2 separate regions of the Homo sapiens genome follow, and region 1 is linked to region 2. Evidence: read pairs that join two places in POLR2A ChIA-PET (ENCODE). Cell type or tissue: CD4-positive, alpha-beta T cell. All regions are shown on one strand.

Region 1 (2,500 bases), 96 kb before region 2:
ACTTGGACTTTTGGATTGAAAATCCTGTCCTAACCCTTCCTTCCTCTTTTGAGGACATCGTTCCAGCCTCTAGGAATGGAATCTAGTGCCTCCGGGTGGGCCAAGCCCTCCAATTCACCCCCTATATTAGTGTTCATAACCTGGGTGGCTTTAAACAAAAGAAAGGTATTCTCTCAGTTCTGGAGGCCAAGTCCAAAATCACAGTATCTGCAGAACCATGTTCCCTCTGAAGGCTCCAGGTAGAATCAATTCCCTGCGTCTCCTCGCTTCTGGATCTCACCAATCTCCACCTCCATTGTCACATGGCCTTCTTATAAGGACACCAGCCGTTGATTTAGGGCCCACCCTAATCCAGTGTTACCTTATTTTAACAAACCTCATCTGTAAAGACCCTATTTTCAAATAAAGTCACATTCTGAAATAATGGGGCTAAGACTGTAACATGTCTTTTGGATGGCACAGGTCAACCCACGACAGTCCCCATACTGCCTCCAGTATGGGTACACATTCTCCAGCATCATCACAGTCTTACTCTGCTTTTTCCTCATCAGCACCTTAGACTTTGGCTGGAAGAACATTCTGGAAAGACAGGCTCAGGAGCTTTGCAGGCTCCTGGAACTGGGAAGAGTCCAGCGTATGTGGCAACTGGGCATTTGCATGTGTCACCCACAGTCTGGATCTCTCTCCTCAGCACATCCGTGGGTCCCCACTCCGCTGAGAGACCGTGGGAGGCGTTCTGGAAGCACTACACGGTGCCTCCTCTCTTCTGAGGTAGCTCAGGCAGGGCCTTGGGCCTGTAAAGCTCTGCTGGCCACATTGGCCTCCTTACCAAGAGAAATGTTTCCAGTGGCTCTGAGCCCAGCAGTGAGTCACAGCAGGGTCCCCCACCAGCAAATGTGCTGTTCCAGCTCCAATGACATTTTGAAGCTCCCTTCTCAAAGTTTCAGATGTGGTGGATGGAGGTGGACAGGAGCTTTGAGCCAAGCGAATGCAGAGGAAGTGTCAGGCTCAACAGTCCTGAATTGGAAGTGTTCAGACACCCACCCGGAAGATGGGGTGTGGAAAACCCAAGCAGCAGAGAAAGTGAAAACGCGAACGGGCATGTGGGAGTCAGCTAGTGACGATATGATTTACGTTTGTGTCAGAGCCGCCGTCCCTGCACTGCGGTGGGTGGTTTGCTTTTGTTTGTTTTAAGTTCCAGCATTGCCACTGACTATGGGATCTTGGGCAAGTAGTTAGCCTCTATCTGTGCCTCAGTTCCCTTGTCTGTCAACCAGGGGCAGAAATACTGTCACCTTAAAGGGTTGTGGGGAAGACTTGAACCCTTCAGGCAGGTAATTCAGGCAGGTAAAGAGAAGGTTAGCTCTAATCTGGCGCACACTACACCCTCGCTAAAGGGACAAGAGCTCTGAAAATGGGTGTTTGTGTCTAACTTTGGAGCTCTGGGTTGGGACACCTCCTTATACCCAAGCTGGGTCTTTGCACAGTGACTCGTGACAAATCACGTTATCAGAGACATACATAAAGACCAATATGCAAGGACGTTTCCAGCAGCATTACTAATAATAGCAAAAAAAAAAAAAAAAAAAAAAAACTGGAAACAACCCAAATAGCCCAAAAAAGGGGAAATGTATGATAGCAGATCCATGCAGGAGAATATTGTGCAGCTATTAAACAAAAGGCAGCAAACAGAACTCTCTCTACAGTGGAACCCTCATCCTGTAAACTGCATATATTCATCACTAAACAGGCAAAATCATGACTGGAGGGAAAGAGACCCGAATGGCAATAGTGCTTCCTCCTGGGTGGTGGGGTTCTGGGTAAGTCTGGTCGTCTTTGCATTCTTCCATATTTTCTAAATTTTCTAAGACGAATTGCTTTTATAGTTAGGGGGAAAAATGAGTAGGTGGTGTTTCATGAGCCACTTTCCAAGGCTGATGAGAAAGCCAGCATTGGTCAGGTTTTAGTGAGGCCTCTTTCCCTCCCTAGGGTCATGCAATATTCTTGGGGGTCCTGTACACAGCAGAACATTCAGGGAAGAGTCTCACATCACCCCTGATGTGACAGCAAGGGTGGGCCTCTGCCAGATACCCCCCTGAGGTCCTGCCAGGTCTTAGCAAGTGCCTAGGCCAGGTGTACCATTCTCTATTGCTTGCGAAACCTGCACACTGAACCACCAGCCCCTTCCCAACTTTAGGAAAAGTGTCCCAAATCTTGCAGTGAGACCAAAACAGATTCATATCCAAATACACTGTCCCCTCACTGGGGTCAGAAAAGTGTGACAAGGACAATGGACCACTGACCACTGCAGGAAGAAGCTCCAGCACCTACAGAATCAGGAAGCGTTGTGGAAAGGCCGAGGGAACCACAGCGTGAGGGCCAGGAAAGCAAGGGTGGGGTCCTGTGCAGCCCCTGAGTCTGGCACTGGGCTCAGAGGAGTAGCGAAGCCCAAGTGGAAGGAGGATACAGAGACTGCTGCGGTTAAGGGCACACTGGAGGG
Region 2 (2,500 bases):
AGGGAGCATGGGGTTGGGAGGAGGTTGTGGTCTCTTTTAAGCAATCAGATCTCATGATAACTCTTTACCATAGGGAGGGCACCAAGCCATTCATCATTCATAAGAGGTTCACCCCCATGAGTCAAACACCTCCCACCAGGCCCCACCTCCAACACTGGGACTCGCACGTCAACATAAGATTCGGAAGGGACAAATATCTAGACCATATCAGAGGCTCAAATTGAGGTGAGGGCAGCAGTAGGGGTGGGGGAAATGGATGAATTGGACTTATTTAGGAAGTAGAGCCAGTAGGATTCAGTGATGGAGGTGATGTTTCCCTCTCTCCCTCTCTCTTATTTATTTATTTATTTTTATTTGAGTTCTCACTCTGTCACCCAGGCTGGAGTGCAGTGGCGCAATCTCTGCTCACTGCAACCTCAAACTCCTGGGCTCAAGCAATCCTCCCACCTCAGCCTCCCGACTAGCTGGGACTACAGGTGCACACCACCATGCCCAGCTAAGTTTCTTTTCATTTTTTTTCATAGAAATAGGGTCTCACTATTTTACCTAGGCTGGTCTTGAACTCCTGGCCTCAAGCGATCCTCCCACCTCAGCCTCCCAAATGGAGGTGATGTTTCTAGCTGTGGAACTCAGGGTCTGGCCCAGCCTCTACTGGGTTGGAGGAGGGGCAGGTTTAGGGAAAGATGTGAGTTTGGATTGCCATGGGCAGTGCCAACCTTCTGCCTTTTCCACCGAGCCTGGCCTGGGGGAGGGAGTTGCCTGGAATCACCACCAGTCTGGCCACGGGGAGTCATTGCCGGGCAAGCAGCTAGACATGATTCCAACCCTCACACTCCCTGCCCTCATGCAAATCCGAACATCCAAGCCCTGAATTAGAGAGATTCTAAGGGAGAGGGATCTCTGCATCTGCAGGAAAAGGGAGAGGGAAATAAACAAAGTTGGCCCAACTTTTTTTAAACATCACTAAATGGCTGGGTGTGGTGGCTCACGCCTGTAATCCCAGCACTTTGGGAGGCCGAGGTGGGCAGATCACGAGGTCAGAAGATCAAGACCATCCTGGCTAACCGTCTAACACGGTGAAACCCTGTCTCTACTGAAAATACAAAAAATTAGCCAGGCGTGGTGGCGGGCGCCTGTAGTCTCAGCTACTCGGGAGGCTGAGGCAGGAGAATGGCGTGAACCCGGGAGGTGGAGCTTGCAGTGAGCCAAGATCACGCCACTGCACTCCAGCCTGGGTGACAGAGCGAGACTCCGTCTCAGAAAAAAAAAAAAAAAAAAAAAAACACTAAACATTTGATCAAAATGATAGAAAAATGTCCCATCCCCACTGACTCCCCTGGCTGCCACACACCCTAGCTGGCCTTATTTGCGGCTTCCCTGGCCCAGTCTTAGAGCCAGGGCTTTACCAGCCAAGCCAGCTGCATTCCACCTGGCAGGCAAGTTGCCTCCCTGTGGACTGGAGCTTAATGAGCCATGGGTGCACTCCCACCTACTCACCAACAAGTGGCAGCACTCTCCAAGCCCGTCACCCCAAGCCTGCATGGATCTGCACAAAGGTAAATTCTCAAGACAGATTTTCCCCTGTGTGAAACTGGCATCAGATTCCCTCATTTACAGATGTGGAAACTGAGGCTGCTGAAGAAATGCTTCTAAGCCTGAGCTGCAAAGATTTCATTCCCACTAGAGCGTTAGGCTGGTTTTCTGACCCAGTTCCAAGGGCAACCTGGCCCTGGACTCCCAGGGGCATTTGACAATATCTGGAGATGTTTTTAACTTCACAGCTTTGGGGAAGAGGTGTTGCTACTGGCACCTGCCAGGTGGTGGCCAGGGGTGATGCTAAGCATCTTACACAGGACAGGCCCCAACCCCGCCCTATAAAGAAATGTCTAGCCCAGGATATCAACAGTGATGAGGTTGAGAAACACTGATTCAATCAGATTCTCAAGAGTCAATGGCCTGCAAAGTGCTGAGACGTCCCTGGATCAGGGGCCCCTGGATAGGATGATCCCAGCCCTCCTCCCTCTCCCGCCCCATCAGCAGCCATGAGAGGGGCTCCCGTTGCCTCCTTCACCTGCAGGTCTCCCTCAGACCCACTGCTTCATGACCAGTTCCCGAGCAGCAAGGTGTGCAGGCGCTGTGCCGGGCCCTGGAGAGAACATGGGGGACAAGAGAGCGACAGCCCCTCCCTGCCTTCCTTCCAGCAGCTCAGGCTGCAGGGAGAGACAAAGTATTTGCAAATGTGACAAGTGCCAGGGTGGGACAAAAAAGGGACTGAGACACAGAATAATACAGAGGGGACCAACTTAAACAAAGAAGATTGGAAAAGCCTCTGAAAAGGTGACTGCTGAGCTAAGGTCTGAAGAACGAGCCACCCACATTAATTGAAAAGACAACACAACCAACACTAACTTTCATTTGTTTCAATTACCCGTGATCTTCTCCCTGCCCACCTACCATGACTGCAACTCTGTTATTTTTGGTATAATAAATTCATTTCCAG

Evidence for each region. Peaks named below come from ENCODE experiments on the same cell type or tissue, not always from the same donor. Only the 100,000 strongest peaks of a DNase experiment are listed, where the experiment ranks them.
Region 1: POLR2A ChIA-PET joins it to region 2 with 8 read pairs; 2 of 35 experiments call an interaction of 5 or more read pairs at or near these places.

What each region holds. Positions count from the first base shown.
Region 1 is chr5:133,929,358-133,931,857 of GRCh38, forward strand. The region is part of intron 3 of LOC105379182 (a long non-coding RNA gene); the gene reads right to left. Among named protein-coding and RNA genes, the nearest start is that of WSPAR, 17 kb to the left of the region's middle. RefSeq lists an enhancer at 967-1,116 and a silencer at 1,337-1,416. In CD4-positive, alpha-beta T cell, no CTCF peak of the experiment used is centred here; a DNase peak (open chromatin) is centred at 1,104; H3K4me3 peaks cover 996 bases; H3K27ac peaks cover 1,466 bases.
Region 2 is chr5:134,025,257-134,027,756 of GRCh38, forward strand. It overlaps a transcript of VDAC1 not described here. Among named protein-coding and RNA genes, the nearest start is that of VDAC1, 22 kb to the left of the region's middle. In CD4-positive, alpha-beta T cell, a CTCF peak has its summit at 1,522; a DNase peak (open chromatin) is centred at 1,495.